7 separate regions of the Homo sapiens genome follow, and all the other regions are linked to region 2. A link is a loop called in an ENCODE intact Hi-C map of the cell type or tissue named here. Cell type or tissue: mammary epithelial cell. All regions are shown on one strand.

Evidence for each region. Hi-C counts contacts between places; a loop is a spot of excess contacts. Peaks named below come from ENCODE experiments on the same cell type or tissue, not always from the same donor. Only the 100,000 strongest peaks of a DNase experiment are listed, where the experiment ranks them.
Region 1: it touches region 2 in a loop (14-fold over the local background); 87 of 110 quality-filtered maps call a loop at or near these places.
Region 3: it touches region 2 in a loop (3-fold over the local background); 7 of 110 quality-filtered maps call a loop at or near these places.
Region 4: it touches region 2 in a loop (5-fold over the local background); 19 of 110 quality-filtered maps call a loop at or near these places.
Region 5: a loop joins it to region 2, with 10 times the contacts of the local background. A loop is called at or near these places in 15 of 110 quality-filtered maps.
Region 6: it touches region 2 in a loop (15-fold over the local background); 107 of 110 quality-filtered maps call a loop at or near these places.
Region 7: it touches region 2 in a loop (5-fold over the local background); 3 of 110 quality-filtered maps call a loop at or near these places.

The regions. Positions count from the first base shown.
Region 1 is chr2:206,691,688-206,695,687 of GRCh38, forward strand. It overlaps DYTN (dystrotelin), which reads right to left. Exons shown (of 12, transcript NM_001093730.1): 8 at 3,079-3,190; 9 at 1,488-1,636. Among named protein-coding and RNA genes, the nearest start is that of DYTN, 25 kb to the right of the region's middle. In mammary epithelial cell, a CTCF peak has its summit at 2,158 (motif pointing right); a DNase peak (open chromatin) is centred at 2,204.
Region 2 is chr2:207,471,482-207,475,481 of GRCh38, forward strand. No RefSeq gene overlaps it. Among named protein-coding and RNA genes, the nearest start is that of CREB1, 56 kb to the right of the region's middle. In mammary epithelial cell, CTCF peaks have their summits at 1,851 and 3,606 (motif pointing left); a DNase peak (open chromatin) is centred at 1,840; H3K27ac peaks cover 1,047 bases.
Region 3 is chr2:207,073,155-207,077,154 of GRCh38, forward strand. It overlaps KLF7 (KLF transcription factor 7), which reads right to left. Exons shown (of 4, transcript NM_003709.4): 4 at 983-4,000. Among named protein-coding and RNA genes, the nearest start is that of MIR2355, 35 kb to the right of the region's middle. In mammary epithelial cell, no CTCF peak of the experiment used is centred here; no DNase peak of the experiment used is centred here.
Region 4 is chr2:207,135,085-207,139,084 of GRCh38, forward strand. The region is part of intron 1 of KLF7 (KLF transcription factor 7); the gene reads right to left. Among named protein-coding and RNA genes, the nearest start is that of MIR2355, 27 kb to the left of the region's middle. In mammary epithelial cell, no CTCF peak of the experiment used is centred here; no DNase peak of the experiment used is centred here; H3K27ac peaks cover 1,074 bases.
Region 5 is chr2:207,237,208-207,241,207 of GRCh38, forward strand. MYOSLID-AS1 (MYOSLID antisense RNA 1) reads right to left here. Exons shown (of 4, transcript NR_110283.1): 2 at 3,070-3,131; 3 at 613-724. MYOSLID (myocardin-induced smooth muscle lncRNA, inducer of differentiation) reads left to right here and starts at 2,604. Exons shown (of 3, transcript NR_146555.1): 1 at 2,604-2,879; 2 at 2,994-3,092. In mammary epithelial cell, a CTCF peak has its summit at 372; DNase peaks (open chromatin) are centred at 2,254 and 3,084; H3K4me3 peaks cover 1,424 bases; H3K27ac peaks cover 3,405 bases.
Region 6 is chr2:206,979,623-206,983,622 of GRCh38, forward strand. No RefSeq gene overlaps it. Among named protein-coding and RNA genes, the nearest start is that of CPO, 42 kb to the left of the region's middle. RefSeq lists a silencer at 2,216-2,365. In mammary epithelial cell, a CTCF peak has its summit at 2,281 (motif pointing right); DNase peaks (open chromatin) are centred at 499 and 2,299.
Region 7 is chr2:207,392,545-207,396,544 of GRCh38, forward strand. No RefSeq gene overlaps it. Among named protein-coding and RNA genes, the nearest start is that of MIR1302-4, 130 kb to the left of the region's middle. RefSeq lists an enhancer at 1,840-3,039. In mammary epithelial cell, no CTCF peak of the experiment used is centred here; DNase peaks (open chromatin) are centred at 1,817, 2,407 and 3,157; H3K27ac peaks cover 3,065 bases.

The sequences.
Region 1 (4,000 bases), 780 kb before region 2:
TGATAGGTAAATGTGACATAGGAATAATAGATAGCATCTAATTGTGAGGTCATTGTGTACTTTATCCTTTAAAGAGCCATAAAAACATATTTTAAAATACAACAAACTTTAAAGCAACAAAATGACCACAGAAATAGGGGTCTGGGATTGAGATGGAGATTTGCTGCTGGATGTCTGAGAAAAGATTAGAGAATTATAAAAGAAATTAACAAATGAATACCAATCTGATTTAAACTAATCTATTCTTATAGTCCTAGTAGGCAAAATGGAAGTGAATAAATATTTCTTTTTCTCAAAAGTGATGAGGCTGGGCATGGTGGCTCGTGCCTGTAATCTCAACACTTTGGGAGGCCGAGGTGGGAAAGTCACTTGAGGCCAGGAGTTTAAGAACCCCTGTGAGTAACATAGTGAGACCCCCATCTCTATAAAACACAAATATAAAAATTCAGCGAGCATGGTGGTATGTGCCTGGGAGGCTGAGGTGGGAGAATCGCTTAAGTCCCAAAATCCAAGGTTGCAGTCAGCTATGATTGTGCCACTGCACTCCAACCTGGGCGACAGAGTGAGATCTTGTCTCTAAAAAAAAAAAAAAAAAGTGTTTCTCTCCTTTATCTTCTGCTATTTTAAATTACAAAGAAGTGGCTACTTCAAAAATGAAGGTCACAAAAACCTTTTAAAGGTCATCTTTAGGTTGGTGATCAGGTATGTGATGCATATACTGGAAGTGGCAGGCTGTGCCCCTCTGGAGCACAATTTGGCATTCTGAATTTCGAGGATTAACCAAGTTCGCAATTTTTTATTCAATGATTTTCATTGAATGAGTTTTCCCTTAATAAAAACATAAAAATATTTAGATAAATGCATGCATAGAGATGTTGACTCTAGAATTTTGGGGGGCAACATTTGGAAATAGCCAAATGTTCAATAATGTATTGCTTGTGAATTGTGGCATTTTCTTATAAGGAAGAGAGTAAGGCCATTAAAAATGATGTTTTGGGAACTAAGAATGAAAAATTGTATCTATAGCATAATCCCTGTTTTGGTTAATCTCTGTTTCACACTAAAATGTGAACAGCACTCATCTGTGAGTGGTGGTATGCTGAGTGTCTTTCTTTTCCTTTTTTTTTTTTAAATAAAGTATTAATTCTGAATTAGCCTTCCAAAAGCAAACCAGCAAAAACTAGGAATATAACAAAGTTATTCAAATATTCTAATATTAAAAATCTTCTTTGTCTTTCTGATGGTTTCATTTGTAGAAATAACTCTAAACATCTGGATGGGTCACCAAAAGGTGTTGTGGCCTCTTAGTTCTACTTTGAAATTAAAGGCCCTTTTTAGAGGAAAAAAATATCTGAAGTCCAACCCTCACCCCTCCTCCTGCCTTGTCTAGGATCTTCAGCATTAGAAAGATTGCTGGCCGGTTACCATAACACCCAGGGCCCTTGGTGGCTGCTCTGTGGGATCAGCCAATCCTCGCAGCCACTCACCTGGCCTGCGCATGGTGAGGCACACCCTTTGGATTCACCTGGTCCAGCAGCTGCTGCCTTCTCGCTGCTTCTTTCTTCCTACAGCGCCCCTGAAGAAGGTTGTTTCTGAGGGTCCTGAAGAGAAGTTTTGTATTCTGCATTGCTGACATCTGCTGAAAGGGCCAACATTTTTAAAAAGCGTCAGATCAGTCTACGTGTGGTCTTCCTTCCTTACTTGGATGGACTGGCCACCATGAAAGTTTTTGGAATTATTTCTCTTAAGTCCTCAGAAAAATAATCTTACCTCCTTCTTGTCCCTGAATTTCTTCACATTCTCATAGAAATAGCATAAGTCTCCAAATTAAACACCCCAAACCCCCTCAATAAGTCCTCTTCCTTAGAGTAACCCCGTCATTTGGCATTCTACACCTAGAGGAGGGCATCAAAGAGGACTAAGCCTGTGGTTGCTCACATTTAGGGTTGTGGATGCCTTTGAGAATTGGATGATAACTCATGGATTTATTTCCAGCGAAATACTCACACATTCCATTCTGCATACAATTTCAGTGGACTCACAGGCTCACCCGAAATCCATTTATTTCACCCCAAGTTAAGAACTTCTACCAAATGCAAAGAAGGAATGAGATGTCTCATTTCAAGGGTTTCAGCACTTGAAATTTAAAGCGTAATAACAAAGTGGCCACATGGTGTCACTCTAACATCAACAAATCCAAGACTTTTAGCACTAGGAAGGTAGATCCTAGGCCTGTGAACCTGAGGACCTGGGTAAGGCAATGCCCACTGGAAATTATTTGGCAAGATTCAGGCACTTGACTTTTGCAGGCCATTCATGTAAAGGAGAGAAGGAGGGAAAACTATCCTTGGCAAAGTTAATTAGTCAACATCCTTCGCTATTGTGGTATTTGAGGAGGTTGCCATCTGTGTGAAGAAACTTACTCACTGGAATTTAGTAATGAAAAGAAAATGTTCTTTCTGGGAAAAAATAGAATGCTTTTTTCTAAAATGTACTATGCTGTTTCTCTTCTTACAAAGAACTGAATTCACTTGCTAGGTATTTATAATTTTAAAAAATTTGAAAGGCAGCTGTGAAGTTTTAGTTGTATACTTTTTCAGTCAACATTGAGATAATAATCTTTCTTTTTTCCTAAAGAAGAAATATTTGAAATTTAGGGTTCAGGAAAAGACATGTTAAAAAAGAAAAATTCTCCAAAAATATGTTAGTAACTAGAAGTCTTGCTGCATCATTTTTGCCATATCAGAGCCCTTCTCTTTTCCATCTGTACCCATTTCCAGTGCTGCTCCCTGTAACTCTTCACTGACATTTTCTATTCCAGAGTATCTGATCAATCACTTCAGACTGAACTCTGGCCTGTTCTTGTGGCCAAAAACTTCCACTGAGACATACAATGTGAAGAAATCATACTTACGTTGGGAGATATTCAAGGTGGAGTTTGCCACTTGCTTAGTCTTAAATATTGCAATGTATGACAGGAGCAGAATCTGTGGTTTCACTGGAGGGAAGGTTTTTTCATGGCTATAGCTTATACTGAATTGATTAATGAATAGTTTGGTATGTGACATTAAATGTTACCTGAATGCAGTGCTCAATGACAGGATGAGACTTCTGATGGGACTTGCTGTGAAGACCAGATAAGAAACACATCTGGCAGATGTCAAAGTTGAGACACTTCAGACAGCGGTATCTGCCAGTTAAAATAGAAGCACAGCTTACGTCACTAGTAGATGAGAAAAAAAAAAAAAAAAGAATATCCAGGTAGAGAATGAGCAACCCAAAATATACAGAAGATGTCTGAGCTGCCAAATCAGTGTAAAGTTTCTCCCAAACTATAGGATTATTAAATGACTCTAATGCGTTTGTTTACTCAAATACATCTTCATATGATAGTATTTTCAAATGGCATTATATTAATGCCATATACGCTATGGTATAGAAGTCTGATTTATTTCCCAAAATACGAAGTGCCTTCTATATGCAGGGTGCTGTGTGCTACAACCTTTAGGATAAACCCTTAAATCTGCAGCTGCGTTTTGTGCAGCTGCACAATGCACTCAAATTCTTTGAATTTAATAGCTAATTTAAAAATAGATTTCAATAAAATCAAATTTTGGCTTGTCTTAAACTTTTGCAGGGTATGATAATATTGGGCCTGTATTCCTGAGTGGTGTTGGGGAAAATTAAGCCATAAATAACAAATTTAAAAATAAGCACTCGTCATTTTATAGAAGTCTGTATGTAGGAAAGATATAAAGTAGAGGAGGGGAATTCCTCACCACAGCCAAGTTTCTTGACCCATCAACATTGGAGAATTTTTCTTTTTGAGAAATGACAGCCTTAAATCCCTTTGTGGTCAGAAGGAGCGGAGAGAGTCTTGAGACACTCTGGTTAGGAGGGGTGTCCCATAATACTCAGGAAACTATTGTGATGTTAGTGGGGAGCTAGTAAGACCTAGCAGTCATCAGTTAGTAACTTTTAAGGATATTTGAGTGGGACC
Region 2 (4,000 bases):
GCTGTCCTTATTTCTCTTCTTCTGATCCCTCATCTGCTCCTTCCTTTGCTGATCATTAGAACAGGAAGAGGGATAAGGGGCAGCTGCCTAAGGTAAGGCAGACGCTTGACCTCTATCACAAACCCTGATCTCATCCTTCAGGTCCTCTTTGCAGTCTGGAAGGGAGAGGAAAACAGGAGGAGAGAGTGGAAACCAAGAAAGTATCCAAGAGGAAGAGATAAGGAAAAAACGGCATGGGGAGAGGTTTTTGTGTCTACCTGCTCAGATACCAGGAGAAGTGAATAAATGCCTCCCCTACAGCTCTCCTGCCCTCCTCCCACAACTGTGAAACTAAAGTCTTAATGAGAATTGATCCAGCAAACAAATAGATCCAAAGGGGTAATAGGACTGATATGGATCTTTCATGGGAAATTGGATGTATCATGGGAAATAAGGAGTCATAGAAAATTATGAATGAAAAATAAGCATAATCAATATACGATTAGAGATGCAAGGGGAGTGGGTAATGATTCCAAGGCACTGACTGCTTTGTTTCACATCATGATGCTCATCACAGGAACCTATGTGCTCCAGACTGGGCCATGCAATTATGACCAACATGCTAGCTCCCTATGCTGACTGGCTGGACTGAATTAATTACTTTTATTATTATTATTATTATTATCTTAAGGAGACAAGGTCTGGCTCTATTGCCCAGGCTGGAGTGCAGATCTGGTGTGATCTCAGCTCACTGCAACTCCACCTGCCAGGTTCAAGCCAACCTCCCGCCTCAGCCTCCCAAGTAGTTAGGAATACAGGAGTGCACCACTGCTCCCGGCTAATTTTTGCATTTTTGTAGAGACAGGGTTTCACCATGTTGCCCAGGCTGGTCTCTAACTCATGGGCTCAAGAGATCTGCTTACTTCAGCCTCCCAAAGTGCTGAGATTACAGGCATGAGCCACCATGCCCGGCCTGAATTAGTTACTTCTTCAGCTTCCTCGTCTTCTAGCTAAAAACCAAGATCACACCTTCAAATGCTATGATTTCACATTTACATTCTGCTCTTTTTCTTTCTGTCACGTGATCCTATCTTTAAATTTGGGAAGGATGGGGAGAGAAGGCTGTTGAGAGATGTTGCATGAACATTCATCATACAAGCCCATGAACCTGAGAGAGAATTCAGCAAGAAAAGTGAGACCAATAGGTTTGTGTGGAGCCTTCCTGTGTGGGCCACGCTGGGTTGGCCACGCTTTCCTTTGTTGCAGATGACACCTGGCTAGTGTCCTGTCTAGGATCCCAAATTCTAACTAGGTTTCCTCCTTCATGAACTGTTGGGTTTTAGTTAATGATTCACCCCTTCAAACACTCAGTTCTGACCCAGGACTGACTCAAGGCTTCCCAAGTCCCTGCTCGCAAATAACAGAATTCTTTGGAAATAAGCTCTTTTAAGAAAGTCTGTCCTCGCACTGCAATCTGAAACGTAGCAATTCGGCCTCTCCGGCCATCTTCATCTGTGTGTTTCTTGCATACAGAATTAAACTGGAAGGTCAGAGCCATTGTCTGTCTCTAGATCCGATTTCTTGCTTCGTAGTCTGGCGGGGAAGTGCTTTAATCTGGTATATTTACATTAGTCCTACTAACACATTTCCAAGTTCTCCAGCTGCCATGCTACGTGAACCAGGTCAAGTCTGGGAGGGAGAGGTTTGCTTTTCCTTCCTGTGACCTCAGGACTGATTTAATTAAACATCTCCTCCAGCCCCGATTTATAGTCTGAAAAGTGTTCTCACAGAGGCCCTTCGATGTGCTCTGCTTTTCAATTAGCTGAAATGCAATAAGTTAAATCGAAACACCATTCTGAGTGTCTGCTGCCACCCTGAGAGCAGTTGCAACAAGCGCATTCGTCTCTGAGCATTTAACTGCAAAGGGTTTAGATAAATGAGTGGTGGTTTCCTTTGGTAACTTAGCACGGTTCTGTAAGACAGATGAGAGGATTGCTGAGTTCCTCCCTGAGCTCCTGGGGGCTGCCAAGCTATCTCCCTGGATTCCCACTGTGAGGAGGAAATAACCTTTTAAATCTTATTTTATAAACACAAATTCTTTTTCTTTAAGATTAAAAATAAGAAAACCCATTTAACACATGGGGTAGGGGGGCTGAGGAAGTGAAGGGGAAAAAAGGAAAAAGGATGTCACAGTGGAACTGTCCTAAGCCTGTCCCTGGTGGCTTTTTGTTTTACCATCAGGCATCAGATGTCCTCCCCAGTTTGACAATCCTGACCCCCCAACCTGCCACCTAGGAATGAATGAAACCAAATTTCCCATAGGAAATGCTCTCTGCTAGTCTCTCAAAGGCTTCAGCCTCAAAATGAAATCTGACAAAAGAAACAAATTAGATTAAACTGCAGCGCTAAGGGCTTTGGATTGCTCAGATAAAAGAATCTACAGAGAGTTGTTAGGACTGAGCACAATCATCTTCTGCAACTTGGAGAAAAAATCTGAAGTCTTCCTTCCTACAGCTGTTCTTGCTGGCCATGGTGCAGTTTTTTTTTATCATCATCTAAAGGCAATAAACAGATGGTGGGAGATGGAAGGGCTCACGAAGGACCACAACCCGCGTGCCCACAGAAGCCGGGCAAGTAATATATGTGGACAAAACTGATCAGTGAGGATTTTTATGTGAGCTCTCCAGATTTTTAAATGTTGACAACTCATTCAATTAAAAAAAAAAAGAGTCCACCACTGTTACCGCAATGTTTACTGAGCACTTTCTATGTGCCAGGCACCTTATGAAATCCATTATAAAGTGCATCCTCACAACAGCACAGTGAGAGGCAGATGCTGTTATTACCTTCAGTTCATCTATGGGGAAAAGCAAATCTCGAAGTGGCAGAAGCAGCCCCTGCCCACAGCTGGGGCCCTGTTTCTATTTACTACCCTAGACTGCTTACCAGTTCTGTAGATGGCCGGGCGCGGTGGCTCACGCCTATAATCCCAGCACTTCGGGAGGCCGAGGCAGGTGGATCACGAGGCCAAGAGATCGAGACCATCCTGGCCAACATGGTGAAACCTCGTCTCTACTAAAAATACAAAAATTAGTTGGGCATGGTGGCGGGCGCCTGTAATCCCAGCTACTCAGGAGGCTGAGGCAGGAGAATCACCTGAACCCGGGAGGCGGAGGTTGCAGTGAGCCAAGATCGCACCACTGCACTGCAGCCTGGGCGACAGAGCAAGACTCCAGGGGAAAAAAAAAGTTCCGTAGACAAAGAAATTGATGCTCACTGGGATTCATGTGGCCAGAATCATAATAATAGTCGGGTGATTTTTTTTTTTTTCAAAGTAAGTAAACTACAGAAACGGAGCGTAGAGCGTAAAGAAGACATGCTGGAAAAGACAGAGAAATATAAGAAAAATATGTGTCATTGTTCCACGATATTTAGCCTTGTCCTAATGGTTGCGCAGACGAAGAGATTAGAGTTTTTATTTTAAAAACTGTGAATTTAAGCATCAATGATGCTGTTTCTATGATCATTCCCTGTGATTGAAACCAAATGGTGAAACAGCCTCACGAAAATGTCTGAGGTTCAAATGCAGTCGCCATTCTGTGTTTGTGTAGACAATGCTGCCCTCTCGTGGCTAACTTCTGAATAGAATTATTTTGTGATTAAAATCAGAACATTTTTACGTTCTCTATTTTCCCGAAGTATTCTGTAGAATGTTGCATCCATTTGCATCGCATATGTGATAATAAGTACATTACTTACATAGCACAACACCTTTGCATATTTTATATCTAATTTGGGATCGAGTTTGTATTATTTTTGCGATTGTTTTATAGGGCACTGGAAGAAATGAATGGAAAAAAATTATGATGCTACTGGGCTCCTGAACTTTCAGAATTCAATTCCTCAGGGAAGAAATGTTTTCTCATGACAGTAAACTTCGAAGAACTCTAGGACAGAAAATGTTTGCGTCTCTAATCTGAACATGATCTTATAGAAATGACTGTCCTCTTCCATTCTAAGG
Region 3 (4,000 bases), 400 kb before region 2:
TAGGACATGCAGGTTACACTTTCAGACTACTGCCTGTTGGATTCAAATTATAGTTGTTTTTGCACTTAAGAATTCTTGTTACCAAGCTTGCCTAGTTGATCGTCTAGTTGACTAGGAGATAAATATTTCTAGAAGATGACACACAAAGAACTTGCAACTTCTAAATAGGGAGAACACAGAAGAGAAAGTAGAATCACCCAATATAAAGTATAGAGTCATTTTGTGCCAGGGCAAGCAACCCGGCAGTCTGGAGTCATCCCTGAATTTATATTATATTGTAAAAATGGATGCTCAAAAAGGTTGTAAAGTGGGCAATATATATATTTAGACCAGTCTTAAGCAAAAATTTCATTTCTAAATATGTAAGCTTAAGTCTTTTAGCATATTCACTTATGTAAACCATCTCATTTCCTTATGGCAGATAGATTAGACTTACCACCCTCTTGTCTGAACATTTCAGTACAGTGCAATTTGTCCTTCACCTAAAATGTTCAATGTGATATCTTTTTGTAAGTCAGGGAGTGGAATAATGAGCCTTCTTCTAGGTAATATTGCCAAGCTATCTTATCCTTCCTCACTCAGAGAAATTTCCAGGTAAATGATTTTGGTTATCAGAATGAAATTACTCATCTAGTCCCAGAGCTACTGAAGACACAGGGAGTAGGAGGCAGGTCTTCAGACTCCAGGGGCTGTGTTTTCCCCACTACACATGTGGTTTCTTCTCAGTCAGCTTTGAGCTGCCGTGTTGCCCAGCTCACTTGCCTGTTCGGGAGATGTGGCAGCTGATGCTTAACACTTCAAAACCATTTTCCCGGCCCCTGCAGCACCTACTGTTCTCTTCACCTTGAGTTTTATGAGAGCAAGAACTTGATCACTCAGCTTCCCTTCCAAACCCGCTGTTACACTCCTGACACCTGTTTCCTGTTCAGGGACATGAGAAATGTCTGTGTCCATGCAGCAAATTCAGTCACACTAGCCACGGTTTCTAAAGTAAACATTTATTGGAAAGTTTCTTGTCAGATTCATTTGATTAGGGATAGAGGTTATTCACCACCGTATCCACTTCTGTAAGTCCAAAGAATGCAAAGAAAGCTTGACTACTGCTGTGTCCCATGTGACAAATGTGTTTTACTGCTGTTTCCTGTGAATGACACCACTTCTCTCGGGGAATCGCTGAGCTCGGGATGCTGAGGCGACACCACCAGCTGGGTTCTCTACCTTCCTCCTTACTGGTGATGCTCTTTCCTGGAAGTCGTGTGTGGCAGAGATTTTAGTACTTTTCTTTTCAGTTCTGAGAATTTTCCCTGGGGCTTTCATCTCCCTCTCTTCTCTGGGTCTGAAGCTGCTTGTATTTCCATCTAGTTTTTTGTACTCTCCACAGCCAGCTGGATTTCCTGGCTTCCGGTTACCCATTTCCTCCCCACTCCAACCACCTCCTGTCATTTTACTGCCCCCTACCCCTCACCTAAATTATTCCCTCTGATCTTTACCCTTCCTCCTTCACAGACTGCTTCAAAGATCCTTTCCCAATAGGTTCCTATTAAACACCATCCCAGAACAAACTGCCTCCTTCTCTCGCCAAATAAACCGCTTTCAATAAGCCTCTCCCAACCCCCTAAACAAATAACATCTTGTAATCTCTATCATTCTAAAATATTGCTTTTCATAATCTCCAACAATTGGCTCCCTTTTTCCCCTTGAAGAAATAAACTCAGTGACCCTTATTTGGGCATTGAGCTGCCTCAATGAAACTATAAAATACACACATACGCACACACACACACAACTTCCCAAACGAAGATAACCTAATACAACCTTTTGCTTTCCCTTTCTCCAAGAAAGAAAACTTTCACGAAGTATGTAAGTACCCACTTGCGTCTTTCGAAGATTTTTTTCCCCAGTGAAACAAGCTAAGGAGAAATACAGTAAAGTATTCCAAGGCCAAACACATTCTACTGTTTATTACACATATTACATTCTTAAATAAAAATGCGTCACATAACATTTTTTGCATAGATATCTTACAATATACCAATTTAAAAAAGAATTATGAAACAGACCAGTAACAAAAATAAATTTTTTCTTCATTAATAATTTTGTAACATTAACATACCACCATCATATAATACAAATAATAGTTTTAAATCTTAAGACTTTTGTACAGCAAAAAAACTTGACAAAGTAATATATTTATATATATATATATATAAAAAGCTTAAAAAAAATAAAATGTCAAAAAAAGGCATAACCGAGGGCTATAAGACTGGGTACTTCTGTGATATATTATAAATACCAGAGAAGGCCTGAGAGAATGTGACGGGGGGAGGCGGGGAAGGAGACGGGGCTGGGAGTAGGTCTCTCCAAACACACTTGTTAGACACATCTGGCAAAAAGAAAATGTATAGTGCAAAAATAAATTTATTCAAGCAACTGTTAAGAGGATAATAGAGATTTGAAAGAAAAGTTTCAGTGGCTGGGAAGTTGTGTGGGAGTAGGAAGTGGGAGAAGGAGCTTGACGCGGGGGCGGGTGGGGGCTTGTGGAAAGGAAGGGGAGGCTTCAAAAACATTAGACATTTATTTTTGCCTCTGTGTTAGCAAGGAGATCTTGGCCATTAACAGGTGTATTTTTCCTCCCTGGAATGAAGCAGAAGTGAAAGATAAGGAAATTAAACTAAGTCTGGGTTTAGATAGGAAATGCATGCTGGGAAGAAAAAACAAAAAGGTTGAGAACCAGCCAATAAGCCCCAAAGCCTTCAGGACCTAGGTTTGCAGAAATCGTTCTGCCTCCAGTCCAAAGGCCTAGGTTTAAAATGTCCCCTCTGCCCACCCCCAACCCCTCCCCGCTATGTGGAACTCCCAGTGTGGTTTCGATATACTGGCAATTATAAGCATCCATCCCCCCCAAAAGATATTAGGCACTGGTGGCTACTCCTCCGAAACGTCAGTAGCCTGTTTTCCTTCCGTGAAGGTACGACAGGTACATATGCGCATGTCTAGGTGCGAGCATATATACCACCCTCATTATGCTGACGTGGGGTCCATCTTATGGCAGTAGACAGAAGCTGGACTCACAGCAAGTTACGATTCCAAAGCTCACAGTTGAAAAAAAATTGTATAAACAGTCCCCAACAAAGAACATTATCAACCTTCCCTCATGACCACTGAGAGGGAGCCCTGTTTGAAAAGAATATCTTGTTTGGGATATTTGTGAAGTGATGGCCCAGGATTTCTCTCTCTGTTTTTGACACCTGTTTCCCGAGGACTTTTATGTTAAATGCAAAACACCTGAAAAATACAGTACTCTATTGGAAGGATGCACATAAGAAAGTTAACTGCAGCTTTATTTTTCCCTTTTCTGGGATCTATTAGGAACCAACAGAGGAGATTTAAGAGTGTTAAAAGCAAGAAAAAACCCTGAAGCCTCAGGCAGTTCGTCGTGGGAGGTCACGTTATTTACAAGAAGTTTCTGCTTCCTTTCACACATTTCTGTTGTTCCATCTCAAGTATTCCCAAAGATCCTCACTGAGGAAAGTAGGCCATCAAAGAGACATTGATGTATACTCAGGATAGGCCCTCTAGTTTTCAAACTGAGATATCACCATGTTCACCGAAATTTAATCCAGACACCCTGAATTTGAGTCCTCCCCTCCTGCCCCCCAACTCTTGCGCTTGGCAGGTGGCCACTTCCCGAAAATGCAAAGGAAAGCTTCCAGGAGTAAATTTCAATCAGGTTCTATTTACTGAATGTTCATTTTGGCAATGTTCTGGGTGCAAAATTGTAGCCAGAAATGCTGGCCCTCTTAAGATTTCAAAAAAATTCTAATAAACTAAAAAATGAACCTGATTTTTGTAGTTAAATGTGTTGCATCTTTATCTTACTTTGCCTACCTTCTTCCTGCTCCTAAAAGCAACTCATGCAAAAGAGAAGACAGAAGCACTTCCCACTTTTTACTTAACATTTTATGAAGTGACTTCCATAAAGGAAACCATTTTGAACCAT
Region 4 (4,000 bases), 340 kb before region 2:
TAAGTAAGCAGGGGACTCTGAGTTGGGAAGATCAACCCTGACTAGCTGGGTGACTTTAACTTCAATGGGCTCAGTTTTCTCATCTACCAGCTGAACTTCCAGGGGCCCACTAATCTGGAATTCTATGAGGAAGCAAAACAGTAATAGGAGAGTGAAGACTGAACAGTAAGAAAAGCTCATTCAGAACAAGTTCAGAGGAACTGATAGATAGCTCTGCTGTCATTGAGTGGTTAAAAAAAAAAAGGGTTTGGAGAACCTGGAAGAAAGTGGTCTTTGAACCCTCCTCTGACAGGGACCTCAAGGCCTTTATTAAAAGCCCTAAGACACTCAATAATCCATGTTTACAGGATGCTATGAAGGTTTAATTTCCTGCTTCACCATGGATACAAGCCTCACAACATCTAAAACGTAAACTTCACAAGAATGTGACTCTTCAAAGATACCAGACCTGTGCCTGACTTGCAGCCTGCCTCAAGCATTTGTCAAATGAATGAATGAATGAATGAGTAATTGAATCAACTCCCAAACAATCAAAGTGAAAGTCAACAGTGATCACAATCCTGGGTAGGAAGAGATTCAAGAGTATCATGAAAGCCAGAAATTCTTCCTTCTTCACCAAAGGAACATCAGAAGCAGTGTGCATGTGTTTATTACCAACATTTCTGGTAGAACACGTCAGTATTTTCAGATTTAACTATAGGTGTTATTTACTTGTCTCTAACGTTTTTCATTTGGAAAAAAAAAAAATTAAATGCTTACTGTCTGGGACAGATCCGGATTTCTAAACAGAGAGGCCAATTTAGCTTCACGGGGTAGCCCTGAGAGTATGCACCTGTGTTGGAAGTAAAAGCTGTCTCCTTGCCCTGGAGAATGCCCTCTCCCTCTGCCACTTCCTCTTTTCTCCTCTGGCCTCCAGAAACCACCAGGAAGAGAAGCAATTAGGATGAGTGAACAAAACGCTATTTTCAACTGTCATTTTTTATTGGTGAAAAGAACTCTGGCCTGGGAATCAGGTTCAGCGCCTGCCTTTCCCACACCACCCCTTCCCTTTCCAGCAAACTACTGAATCTGAGTAGAGAATTCACTTCCTTCCCTGAAAAAAATGGATGAACCACACTCTCAAAGACTCTTTCTGGCTCAAACTTCTTGCTGATAATCCTTCAGTGGCCTGTTGTCACTCTCAGTTCCTTACCACAGCAAACCAGACTCTACATGATCTGACCTTACTCTTTTCTACTCCTCTGCTTCTCCCCTTCAGACAGGACACTTCTCGCATAAATGCCCCCAGTTCATCCCTCTCTCAGAGCCCTAGTAACTCCGTCCGCATCCCAGAACGCAGACTCCCCAGGTCACTGCACATCTGTTTCCTTTTCATCGATTATGTCTTAGCTTCATTGTCACCTACTCAGAGAATCCTTCTTTGACCTGCCTAGAGAAACTAGGCCAAACAGCCCATTCATTCTTCATCATACTACCTCATTTTATTTGCTTTTTAGAACTTACCAAGTCCTGGAAAGGTCTAAATTATTTGCTTGCATGTTTATCGTTTATCTTTCCCTATTAACATAGAAGTTTCAGGAGAACAGGGATTTAGTGTATGTACCAGTGAATCCCCAGCACCCAGCACAGTACCTGGAAAAGACATCCAAAACATACTAGTTGAATCAATCAGTGAACCAATGAAGCCACTAATCAATCCCGGAATTCCAGGGAACACGTGAGCTGGTGTCTCCAGTCAGAAAATCTATCCTAAAATGCTCACCTTATTAGGTCAAAAGGCTCCCTCATCATTTCTCCTCAGTGCGAGTTTTTACACTGAGAAGGCACTTGCTGCTTCGTACTCATCAGACAGAAGCCAAATGGAGCCTCTTTTCAAGGTGGAGAGGTCAGTTGTGGGTGCTTGTGGCTGCCCATTTCAAATAGACACAAAGAGGGCTTTTCTCCTCAGCAGTCCATATTGCATCATGCATTCACTAACATGAACAAAACCCACCCCTCCCCTCTCCTCACCTGCATAATGACTGCTTATTAACTGGTATCCTGGGTGAACAGATCAAAGAGACAGGCTCAGCCCACTTTATTCCCATTTCTGTCACCTAACAGGATGTCCCTGAGAAAGGCAACTCCAGCCACCAGTCTCTGAAGCACTTGAGGGTCACAGGAATTCATTCCCTGACATTAGCAGCCCCACTTCTATCAGTCCTTACATGAAAGGTCCTTAAATGAAGAGGTCCATTCAAACCTAGCAGTTGGCGAGGACTCGTGTTTTCTGTAAGCCCCACACACCACTTACACAGGTGAGGTCCTTTAAAATTCCTATGTGGGCCCATCCTGGTATCTTTGCCATAAATTCCTAAACACAGAAGCTTTTCCTTCCCTCCCACTCCCTTTAAGAATTTTACATGAAAAGGTATCTCTACTGAGAAGTGCTATTTATTTCAGGATCATTATTTCACAGATACAGAACCCTCGAACACTGAACCTGGAAGTGAGCCAAAATCCAATTAAGAGGGTATGGAGTTTGAACTAGGCAAGAGTGGAGGATGGAAATATGGAATATAAGCAGTACAGGGTTCCTATGAGTGTGAGTGTGTGTGTGCATTCACATGTGCATAGTGTGCCACTGTTAATGAAGTGTAGATTCTCTTTAATGTATTTTGGATGCCTCTCTCTCTAAATCTTTCGTTGTCCCTAGAGTCACAAAGATGTTCTTTCTCTTATTCATTATGTCAGGCAATAGGAATCTTTCCCATCCTGGCTGGGGAAAGATGAGGGAGAGGGGAAGAGTTGATGTTCCATCATGTAAAGAAAAGTAAAATTGTGCTTTGCCCAATTCTGAACCCCATTGCAATGTTGCAGATTTCAAATTAACAATTCAACCCAACATGACAGGGAAAAAAATCAAGTGCTGAGACCCTGAAGTTTGGATTCCAGTAGCTCTGGCACCTCACTTAACCTTAGGTGGCTTGACTGATACCGAATGACATGCACTTTCAGGCACACCAGACTCTCATTGAGGAAGAGACATTAATTTGAATCATCACTGCCATCCCCTCTCCCCTTTGTTCCTGTCTGAACCAATTTCCATATAGTTTCAAAGAAATCATCAGCCCATGCAAAGGAGAAATCCCAGTGGAGCAAGAACTACATTAGCAGCATAAGGGGGAAAATCTAATTTCCAATCCAGTTGCTTTGTTGTTTCAACCTCCAAGGAAGGTTGCTACATATGCACAACACAAATTAAGTTTTAAAACACCATCATGATTTAAAATTAATAAACACTCTCATGGGAAAAAGGTGGTCCTTGATACAAATCTTCTCATACAATGAAGGTCAACTCCACCAGAGCTTGTGGGTGGTCTGGGTCTTTGAGGTCTCAATCATCTCAGCCAAAAAAATATTTAAGAACAGCATATATTCATTGAAACCACTGCATCTGCTACTTATAGTTAATGGTGAGTTCATTCTTAGTCTAAGGCAGTATCCACATTAAGAATTCTTAAACTACCTTGTTGACAGATCCCATGGAAATGTATTTTAGTGGTCCAAATTAAGAATTCTTTTTTGGCATGACAAGATATGCCAATACAATTTCCTAGTGCCCTACTTACTAGAATAAAACTCATGGCAAGACACCAGTGTGACTACATCATTAATTAACCTGAACCACATACCGGAACACTGCTGCTAATAAAACTCCTCTATAAAGAAAACATGTTTTCTCTGCTGAGAATCCTGGAATGTAGGCCCCAGCAGAGCTGCTGCCTTAAATAAGGAGATATTTCGATGTTTGTGTCTGTGTCTGCGATTGCCACGAAATTTGGTCATTTATTTGGCTTGATCTTCAATAACTTGAGTTCTTCCTTGCGTGTGCTTTTTTGGAAAAGAAAATGAAAATGGCGCCTACACTATCAGGATTTGCTAACAACTATGTGAATGAGAGGATCCTTTTTGCGAAGGTAGGGGATGCTTTATCCTCACTCTTTTGAAAGCACGCCCT
Region 5 (4,000 bases), 230 kb before region 2:
AGGTATTATAAGAAGAGCTGATTGAGGGTGATACTACATTTGTATTAGAAGCCCTAGTGAACAACAGCAGAAAAAGCAGAATATAAAGCAATCCTCTCACTAAAAAATATTTAGTTTACTACTATCTTTACTTGAATAAGAGAATACCCAGATTGCCATACACTTTCATTTATAGGGGGAAAAAATCTACTGTGTATGCAGCTGGAATTCAAAAGAATGAAATTTCCATAGGAAATCCCCCATTTCCAATCCAGTTAGACTACTGTTAGTTGAGATTTTAATCCCAACATTACAAAGGAATGAAAGTCTTTGGGTCTTTTTACATTTTGTAAATAATCCTTTAAACACAAGGAGGAGCTTTAACCACTGTATAACACCTGTCTGGGGCATGTAATCTGCCCTGGTCCTTCAAACCAGCCTGGTCCATCCGCCTGGCAGACACAATCTGGCCTATACAGGTGAGTAGTGAACAATTGCAGGTGGTCAGGACAGCCACCCTCAAGGTGGCTCAAGATAAGGAATCTGACCTTATCTTGGCACCACTTCTAAACTACTAGATCTGCAACCCTCTTTTGGCCAACTTCTTTAGAGTCCTGTTTGGGCAAGGCCTACCTGGTGTTGGTCCTTAGTGTGCTCCTTCTCTGGACTCCCATGGGCAGCACAGCTCTTGCCCCATGCGACATGCCACATGGCTGGTATTCTGACTCAGCCAACCCCGGTGGCCCTGTGAACACAGTGACAGACACTGGGAAGCCATTCACAAACCAGAATGAAGCACTTGCTAAAGTCTCAGTTGGACTGAAACAAGGTCTGCACGTGGCTGGCAGGTGAAGCGAGGCAGAACCCCCATCCCTGCTGTTATTTACTTCAATGTTTGTACCTGGGGTCTGAGGGGCCTTCAAGGAAATACATGTTTTCTGTCTACTGATGGGGTTCAAATATGCACCCAGACAAGATGTCTCTGACAGACCAGGAAGGAAGGGAGAAGGGGAGGCAACTCAAGGCAGTTTGCAGGGAGGAAAGGTAGGCACCTGAAAAAGACCAGACCCAGACCGTGAGGAAAAGACCCTGGAGTGTGGACCAGACTCAGTAACAGACCCTGAAAAGCTGAGGGAAGTCGAGGTTCTGACTCAAGCTGGTGGCAGATATTCGAGCACTCCCCACTCAAGACACCTGACGTGGGTGCACCAGTGAGAGAAAGGATAGAGCGTGTGAGATGAAAGGGCTGGTCTTATTAAGCCCTACAATACTCTGGGGTCCAAGCAATCCTGCTGTGGGACCCTGCTAAGTGAACATAATGCCGAGGAAGAACAGCTCTCCTCTTTTTGCCAAAGCCTGCCAAGGTGTCAAGGCTTGAGAAAGAGTGGTGGGTGCCACAACAGAGATCAGGTTCAGCCATCAAGGCCAGCAACAGTGCAGCAGCTCAGCCCAGAAGACTGGGCTGACATGCAGGCCTATGTTAGACGTCTCTTGGGAACTCTTAGGCATATCTTTTGGTGAAAGGGTGCAGGGGATGGAGGGGAAAGTTGGCAAACTTTTACAGAATTGGTGGGGATGTGAGTACCAAATACAATGGGACCTTGCTCACCTGCTGGTAAAGCTTGAGGATCATTTAGTTACACCGGAGTTCTGAATATTCTAGTCCCTTTTAAAGGATGTCATGAGATGTCTGATCTACCAGGACCAGCCCTGCTATTCTGCTCTGTCCTAGTAATCAGAGGTCTCTAACCTCTGAACCACCAAGAACTTGAGCTTCCATGATTACAGAGAAGGGCTCTTTCTCCCATGTAGAGAACTAGGAAGTAGCTGGTGACCACTATGTCCACATGGGCTCCCTCACCCGATCATCAAGGTCCCCTGTGCTATCCATAGCCTTCCCTCACCCTGGCAAAGGTGATGCAAAGCCTTTACTCTACACACCCATCCAACCTGAGCCTTATCATCTAACATACTCACATGGGGTCTTATTGTACTCTATGCACCCCCAGTTCAAGAGGATGACAAGCGAACCTTACTGTAAATATCTTTTCATGTTTCTAATCCTCCCACACATGCCTCCGGTTTCCTCCCTGGCCCTCCAAGCTTACAGTCTGTTTCCTTCTGTGGTGAAGTTGGGCAAGTTCCGATGCTTGGGGTGGAGAGCCATGAATCATGAGTGAGAGGCTCTGGGAACACCAAGTCCACACTACTCTACTTACAAGTCCTAAACTGCCTAGTGGGATCCAACGCTGACCCCAGTGGAGTTCTTTACCCATGACTGGTGTCCTCAGGAATGTGTCTGTGGGAAGAAAAGTCTCAAATGCTGGGGAATGGAGCCATCGATAATTTCTTTCCTATGTTGGAGTGCAAGAGAGCCCCTAAGGCTGGAGCACTCCCCAAGTAAGCAGGCAGAGACAGAGACCTGAGTCCTACTGCTGAGTCATTTAAATCTGCTTTAGATCGGGTTTTCCCAGGGCATGGAAAGGACAGGGCTCCCAGTGGAGATATCATGTAGCTATAGGGCCTAGAAGTATTTTTTCAGTAGATGAAATTTAGAAATAATTTGAATATTTTATGCTGGGGAGGTAGCTTGTGGAGTGAAATGGTCGGGTAAAGGAAACACTGAGTTCAAGTGCTTCTTTATAAAGGACACTTAACTGATCTAAATATTTGTCAAGCTGAATCGCTACATCCACTCTCACCTGCCTGAAATCAATATGCTCAAGTCAAACGCATTTGCCTGCATCTGAATGTGGAGAATGAACTTCTTAAAGCTGAACTGGCAGCTGGAAGGGGAGAGAGAAGAGCTGGACAGGGAGCCAGGACACCGGAGTTCTTTTCCACTGTGGTGGGATCTGGAAGAAGCTGTTGAATCTCTGTAGAGTTAGCTTTTAAATGCTGTGAGTCTTTGGAAAGCTGTGCGAATAACTGCTAAACACCCAGGACAGCTTATGCATTTTTTGAAAAAGGTAAGTACTTATCTGTTGGAACAAAAGCTCCTCTTTTTGTTTTAGCCTTGAATTCTCAGGCAGTGAATGCACTACCGTGTGCAGAAGGCAAGGACATGGCTGAGCATGTTGTTTTCTTCACCTTATATGGAGCTTCCTTAACAGGTCTGTGCCAAGGTCTTTTCATTCTGAATCACTTGAGCTCTATTCAAAGAGGAGACAGATAAAAAATTAACTGAGTACAGTGGCACACACCCGTAGTCCCAGCTACTCGGGAGGCTGAGGTGGAAGGATCACTTGAGCCCGGGGGAGATTGAGTTTGCAGTGAGCTGTGATAGTGCCACTGCACTCCAGCCTGGACAATAGAGTGAGACCCCAATTCTAAGAGAGAGACAGAGAGGTTGGGAGGAGGGAGAGAGGAAGGGAGAGAACTTTGGGACTTTGATTTATCCTTGTTTTCTACCAGATACTTGCAAAATGGGAGCCATCTGGTGCTAAAAGAAGGCCTGGTGTTTGCTGCCTTCTCTGGGGGGTGTTCAACAGGGGTATTAGCACCTGTGTTAGGCCCCACCATGCACACACACATACATATGTTCAGTTATGTGCTGGCTCCTTGTGACTGAGTGAGTATCAGGAAGGACTGGGGATTCTGTGGCTTTCATTGGCCACAAATGAGTCCACACAGTTCTCCAGCAGTGGTGCATGCAGGGACCAGGTCCCCCGATTCCCCAGTCACCACAGCTGTGCAACCAAGAACACACTGTATCTTGTGGCCAGCCCTTTTCCTGTGGAGGAAAAGGTACTTCTGAGCCTGTACATGCCCTTTATGCCTTGGTCTGGGAGGGAGAATGTGGCAATGAAAAGTCACCACTTTTATTGCCATCCTTAATATGGTTGATTAATTGCAAAAATACCCTCAGCCCTTTGCCCCTGCCTGAGGCCACACCTTTGCAATGTGACTTTGCATTTGCACCCATCAATAAGTGGAGTCTATTTCTCCATCCCTTACATCTAAGCCTGCCTCGGAACTCACTTTGACCAACAGAATGTGGTATAAGCGATGATGTGCCAGT
Region 6 (4,000 bases), 490 kb before region 2:
TGCCCTTACACAAAATCTTCAGGAATCTATTTTCATGAACCATTCCCAGGATTCAGGTAAGTGAGAGACACTCTAGGGAAGCGTTAACATCAAAAACTCTGAAGCCATATTGCCCAGGTAAAGCTCCGCCCAGTCACTTCATGGCTGTGTACCTGGGCAAGTCGCAGAACATGTTTGTGTCTCAACTGCCTCATTGATAAACTGTGGATAAGAGGACCTACCTTACACTGCTGTTGGGGAGATTAGGTAGGTTAACGTTTGTAAAGTGCTTTGAATGATGATTTTCCATGACAGAGTGACTTGTCCACCCTAGACCACCTACTCTAATCACAATGTAAGAGCTTAGTAAATATTAGGAGTTAAGACTATTAATACTAATGATACTGTCAGAAAATGTGGTGTCTGATGCTCCTGCCACAAGAAAGCCTATGTTCCCAAATCACTTTCATTAGGGTTTTTCTCTAGGGCTAAATACAGAGAGCATGTCCAAACAGGTGCTATGGCAGAACCCTGATTCAGCTTTGTTTTCCCGGAGCTGAGCTGAAGCAAGGTGTTATCTGAGCTTTTCAGATGTGTGTCTCTGAAGGTCCAGGATTTTCAAAAGATGAACGTTTAAATCTACTTTCAGTGTGAGGCCAGGGAACAGAAGAGAAGTGGAAATATCCTTGGCCATTTCTTGTAGGTGCCCAACCCAGGGATCTGCTTATTGCAAATATTCCTGTGGCCCCTCCTTTCTCCCCAAATTAACCAGGATGCCCAAAACTTGAACCCAGGCTTGCAAAGAAAACTAGCTACAAGAGGCATTTTTAATTAAGTGCTGTTAAGATCACTTTGGCAGTGGTGATGGGGTTTCACAGATATTATTAAATAATAGAAAAAATGTGTATACATTTTTCTGGAAGAAGCATACAGACATTTTCACATTTTAAAAATATTTTTCAAAGAGTCTGTAACCCCCCTTTCAAAAGATAAGAACTGCTGACTCAGAGGGATACTAGTTGAATTTAAGCAATTCAGGTAATTAACTGAAATCAATCAATTCAATTAATGAGAATATGTTCTTATTTGCCTGATAATCATATTTTTGTTATTTTAAAGGAAAGCTGTTGATAGAGAAATGTTATCCCATTATTTTTCATGATGATGGGACTGATATCTCCCCAGATGTATTTTTGCTTTTCTAGCCAAAACCTGACAGCTAGCCTCCTCTAGTCAGCAGGGTTGCTTCGAAGACACAGTTGTGTGTGCTGGTCTTCATTTGCTGTGAGTCTAAATGGAAACCTATAGGTGCTTTTCTGTGTCTTTGGTGTTTTCTGAAAATATCTCATTAGACATCTCAACATGCTGGTAAGGTGGAATCTCAAACAATCACCACATAGCAATAGGGCCGAAGAACTCAGGGCTTCCTCCACTCCAACACTCTGCCTGTGCATGTGACTTCTGCTCCAAGTCCTTGGTCCAGTCCTTAACCCATTTATGCCTGAGGTTGCAATTTTTTGAATTTTTGCCATCAGACCTTGGCAATGACCTTGAGCAGTGGGATATAAATAACTTCCACATGGTTAGCGTTGCAATAATGGAACGCTAGGCATAATGATGTAAATAATGTTGGCACTTCTTCCAGAGATCCCGAGGGCAGGATCCTACTGGTGCCAGGCACTCATTTACAGTAAGCAGCGTCTGTTACCAGCCTCAGGAGCAGAAGGTGAGAGTAATGATCACGGATCTCTGCACCAGTGGCTTCCCCAACCTAGTTACTTGTTTGTAATTAAGATGACAATGCAGCCGGGTGCGGTGGCTCATGCCTGTAATCCCAGCTCTTTGGGAGGCTGAGGCGGGCAGATCACTTGAGGTCAGGATTGGAGACCGGCCTGGCCAACATGGTGAAACCCTTTCTCTACCAAAAATATAAAAGATGAGCCAGGTGAGCCAGGTGTGGTGGCTCATGCCTGTAATCTCAGCTACTCGGGAGGCTGAAGCAGTAGAATCGCTTGAACCCAGGAGGTGGAGGTTGTAATAAGCCGAGATCATGCCACTGTACTCCAGTCTGGGCGACAGAGCGAGGCTCTGTCTCCAAAAAAAAGAAAAAAAGAAAAGACAATGCAACACATTTTCACTTCCTTCAGGAATTAGTACATTCCAATTTGAAGGGACAGGAGAAGATGGCTAGGTGTGCCCAGATCTTGGATTCTAAAGACAGAAGGCCATGAACAAGTGCTTGTTTTCTGGTTGGTGGCATTGGAGGAAGGATGATAGCAGGCGCCGCACACAGAGGGTTTTCCAGGAGGTGGCAGTGCGCCCTAAGGCTGGATCTTGGCTGTGCCTGCCTTGTGTATCAACCAAAGAATATTGTAATTGAGACATAACATTATAATGCATTCCAGACCACACAGCTACTCGAGTGTCACCTCAAAATGCTTCTTACTAGTTTCAAAGTCACTGTAACCAGGGTAGGGAGCTGGAAGCGAGGTAGAGGGTGGGAAGAAATGGGAGGGAGCTCTTGGAGACAAATCCGGCAGCGACACTTAGCATTGCTGTGAATGGAGTTTCAATACCATCAGACCAGGAGATACCCTGATGCATATTTACAACTGCTCCCACGTTCACCTCTGAAGACCAATAAAAGAAACTGAAGGACTCATATTGTCTCCATTTTAATTCCCAGGTTTACAAGAAATATTTCATTATTCTAATTCACAGGGAAATAAAGCATCTTCCCTTTTTAAATGAAAGGTCTCCTTGTTCAGGGTGAAGAGCAAATCAAATCAGTCTCTCCCCTGAGAGGTAAGGTTGGCCCCAGATACCAGACTGTGAGGTGAATGGCCACGTGTGGATGATGGTGATGGGAGGAGGGAGGAGAAAAAAGAACACTGGGTGTTGACCAGATCGTGCGTGTGAAACACACATAAGAGATGTATTCACACGGAGTCCATCACAGGCAGGGCAGATTGACTCTGTAATTTCCAATGCCTGACAATGACATCTCGGGACAGACTAAGTGATGGAGGAATAAGAGGGAGGCTAGGCAGGTGTCTTTCCCCTGCAATAGGCTGTTGGCTGGGGTGCTGGTTTACGCAGGCACATTTACAGAAATGAAAGAGCTGGATAAGATCAGAGCAAGGAGTGCTACAATGACTCCTTAGTGTTGTCACATCGTTTACTAGACACATTTCTCGCTTGGGAGCCTGACTTCCTGTTTACACAGTTCTTATTTGTATTTTTTTGTTTATAGCTCCTTGGACTTAGCCAGAGACCTCCATATGGATGAGAGAAGAGTAAAGTCAGCCAGGTGGATTGCTTGGGAAATCTGTGCAAATGAAAATGATACTTAAAGAAAAAAAGCCCAGCCTTTAAATGCCTTTGAATTCATCCAGAGTCTGTATGTGGTTTCCCTTTAATTTAGAAAACTAGTTGCTTTCTGATTTCCTCAACCCTCTTGCACTGGAACTTTGTTCTATATTCTCCGCAAATCCCTTCTTCTGCAAAACTCTCTTTATTCAGCTCTCTTACCTAATTCTAAGAGTGATCCATGTTGAGAACGCACAGAAGTAGTGTTTCCATGCCTTGCTGGTAGCAATCAAAATATACCTGCCTTTCCCATGGCCGAGTGATGTTTTTAAAGCTAAAAAACAAAGCAGACAAACAAGCAAAACATTTACACACCAAAAAACTGGTTTTCAGTGCTGGGGTGATGTTCTTCCTATGGCCCTCTGCCAAGAGGCCAGGCCTTCCTAGCAGCGACCAGACTGCTTTCTGGACAAGTAGGGAGAAGTGCCTATTTTGCAGAGAGTGGGAAACCATTCACCAAGTGCAGAACTGGGTTATTTAATGGGGTGGTGGCAGCTCAAGAAAGCTCATCAATAATCAAGTGAGGGGGGCAGGAAGGGGAAGACTGGAGAATTACTGAAGCAGGTGGGCTTTCAGCATGGGGACTCAGCAGAAGGCAGGAGTGGAATGTAGACTCCTCTGGGCAGCGCAAGACACAGAATGTTCAGATTCC
Region 7 (4,000 bases), 79 kb before region 2:
CCACATGTACAACAGAGCTGAAGAAGTGATATGTGACTTGGATCCTGAAGGATGAGTAGGAGTTAACCTGGCAAAGAAGAGAAGGTAGAATATTCTAGATAGAAAATAAACTGCTTTTCAAGGCAGAAAGGCTCACAGAAGACAGAGTGGGGAATAATGAAAAGGTCAGTATAACAAGAATGTAGGGTGAGTGAGAATACAAAGGAAGAAAATTTGGCTAATGAAATTATTTAGAGCTAAACCGTGCTAAGAATTTACATGGACAAATTTTAACCTATGGGCAACTGAAGGCTCTGAGCCATAAGAAGGAAAGTAATATGTTTATATCAGTATTTTAGAAAACTAACAGTAACACAATATAGAGGATAGAGTTGAAAAAGAAGGCGCTGAAGAGACCAGTTGGGAGTTATCCTACTGAAAAAGGAGGTATAGTATCCAGAGATAAGTGGATGGTCTCCAGGAATAATTCAGGAGTAGACTCAACATGACTTATAACTTATGAGATACATGAGCAAGACAGAAAGAAATGACCCCAACATTTCTAATTCAACCCTGAGCATATATGAGAAATTTTATGTTAAAGTGTTCTATATTTTTTAAAACTTTTGCTCTTTCAGACTTTGTCTTCTAAAGAACTTTGGGCTAAATGGAGTAAAGAACACCATAAAGGAGAAAAATTGACATCGTTTGAGCACCTACTAAGCGTCGGCTTTAAGCTAAACACTCATATTTATTCCTCACAAAGGCCCTGTGAAGATTATCACTGTTTTTGTATGGATTGAGAAACTGATGACGCACAGAAAAAAAGTAACAACCTGCCCAAGGTCACACAGCTGACAAATGGCAGACCCAAAAAATTCAAACTCAGGACTTTTGGCTTTGAAACAAATATTTGTTTCATTGTCTAATGTTGCCTCGCAGTAGAATAAAATATATGCTCATAAAACTCCATATTTTTGCCAGTAATTTCATCAATAAGAATTCAAAAGGGCTTTGAATTTCCACCCTGGAAATAATAAGGAAAAGGAATTAAGAAGTCATTCTGAAATTCTGAGCACACACAAAACTCTAACGCCTCAAGTTCCATTAGCAGCTTTAAAACTGGCTGGTGGAGCAGACATTAGAATTGCTTTGCATTGGTTTATTTGTATTCCCCGGTAGTGTTATTAGTGGCAATAAGAATTACTTGCAAGCAAAATGTACCACTTGTAATGCAGATTCACATTTAGTCAGGAAAAGACTATTTAAAAAATTCCAAAAGACTAAGTACATTTTAAAATAATTTGCACAGAAGGATTTCTAACAGGATATAGATTGGTTGGTTAGTTGGTTGACTAGATTAAGATATACCACCAGGTTCTTCCAGGATGGTACAATGAGGATTTAATGCAGAAGAAATGGTTGATTTTACTGGTTGAATGATTGATCAGCACAACTGAACCTTAGTGATTGAAAATGTAAAGTGGCACTGGTGTTCCTATACCAACTCTTCTTCACTGATATGAACCCAGGACCAAAAGATTTTATCCGTTCATTTAATAAATATGTATTTAGTGACATATATGTGCCAGTCAGGTTTTGTGTGCTGGACATATAGACAGCAGAGAGCAAGACAGTCAGGCATGGAGTTTACATTACACAGATGGCGAGTAGGGGCAGAGTAGACAATAACCGAGTTAAAAAGCACAGATAATTCCAGATAGTTGATTCATGTTGTAAAGACAACTAAACCTGGTGATGTGTCTGTATTGCATAGTCAGGAAGGGCTCCTGAGGGGATGGCATTTGAACTGAGGCTTGAGTGTTAAAGAGAAATACCCAGGCAAAGGTCTGGGAACAATAACTTTCCAGGCAGAAGGGAGAGAACACAAAAGTCCTAAGTCAAGGATGAGTCTGAGGTTACAGAAGGAAGGAGGCCAGTGTGACTGGACCATAGCCAGGGAAAGGGGTTGCGAGGAGGTTAGAAAGGAGGGCAAGGGCAAGTCATGGGGGGGCTGGAAGACCATGTGCAGCAGGATGGCTAGCTGGCTGGCCACCAAGGATTCAGACTGCCCTCCATAGCGCTTTTCACTGCCTAGAGAGCATCTCCCTGACAGAGACTACATTTCTCACTCCCCCCACTAGCTTCTAGGGAAGTTCATGTGACTCTTAACTGAAATTAAGGCTGTTGAGACAGAAATAATTTGTGAGGGTCCCCCCGGGAAGACAGGCCAACAAAGTTGTGTGTGTGCCAGAGGCTGCTACAAGCTGGAAGGCTTTTATGGGAAAGTTTAGAAGAAGGGAGGAGGACTCCTTATACCAGAGTTGTCCTGTTCAGTGGAGGCTACAATACAGAGGTTACAATCATTGGCTGCAGGTGACATCATACAGGCTAAAATGTGCTACGTGCAAGACAATCAGTAAAACTTCATGATTCAGAAACAAATCAGCAAAACTTCGTGATTCAGAAACACATCAGCATCCTTTTCACTGTCAGTAGGATACGTATTAATCAGTGTGTTAACAGTTTGAAGAACTCACAATAAGATTCTTCACTCAGGACAGGATATACTCCATGAATCATAAGACCTCCCCCGGGGTGGGGTGGTAATTTGGAAGCCTGCCAAATGTGGCCTGTAGGTTATCATGACCAGTTCTCATCTGTGGAATGTGAGTTGCTGTAATGGGGTCATATTAATGTTACAGCAGTTAAAAAATGGGTGTGCCTTTTCCATTCTCTCTTCCTCCATCTGCCAGCTGGATGTAGAAGGCTCTGAGGCCATAGCAGACGACACGATCACAAGAAGAAAAAACCTGGGTCCCTGAATCACCATGTGGAGGAAAATTGCTCAAAACCAGGGACACGTGCACCAAACTATTACCTGAGCCAGGGATATGTTTTCATGTGTGAAGGAAGCACTGAACATTAGAGTTGTATTCACCACCACAGCCAGTATCACCTTAACTAACATGCCACAATAAGGAACTTGGATTTTATTCTAAGTGCAAGCAAATGCCACTGGAAGGTTTTAGGGAGAGGAGGAAAGTGAAGTGGTTTAGGTGTTGAAAGACCACTGTGGTTGCTATGCAGAGCCTAGGGGCAAAAGAAGCTGAGAGAACACTGAAGCGGTTTCTGCCTTAATCCATGGAAGGACTGGCAGATTGGTGAAACAGAGGAGGTGGAGAGGAATGAAGTAATCTGAGATCAACTTTGAAAGCTGAGCCAAGGATTTTCTAGCTGATTGGATGTCAAAGGTGAGGGAAAGAAAAGAGTCATAGGAGACTCCTGGTTTGTGGCTTGGTGTCATTTCATCTGGTAGGAAAGCCTGAGGAGCAGACTCAAGGGAGATATTCTGAGTTTAGTTTTGGTGGTGTTATGCTCACTGTTCATAAGAAACCTTAATCTATTATCTAGTGGTTGTGCAAATATATATATGTAAACACATACACATATATATAGCCTAAGAGAAACATCTAGTAACTTCTTTTACAACCAGTGAAGACAGAATACTACACCATGGAATACTATGCAGCCATAAAAAATGATGAGTTCATGTCCTTAGTAGGGACATGGATGAAACTGGAAATCATCATTCTCAGTAAACTATCGCAAGAACAAAAAACCAAACACCACATATTCTCACTCATAGGTGGGAACTGAACAATGAGATCACATGGACACAGGAAGGGGAATATTACACTCTGGTGACTGTTGTGGGGTGGGGGGAGGGGGGAGGGATAGCATCGGGAGATATACCTAATGCTAGATGACGAGTTAGTGGGTGCAGCGCACCAGCATGGCACATGTATACATATGTAACTAACCTGCACAATGTGCACATGTACCCTAAAACTTAAAGTATAATTAAAAAAAAAAAGAACACGCACATAATTAAAGTCACTGATCATTAGCTTTTCATTACTAAAAGTATAGCAACATTAAATAACAAAATTAAAGGCTGAATGAATTGTATGATGAATCTGTGAATGACGAAGTTCTGTGTCTAACAACACTGTTGTCA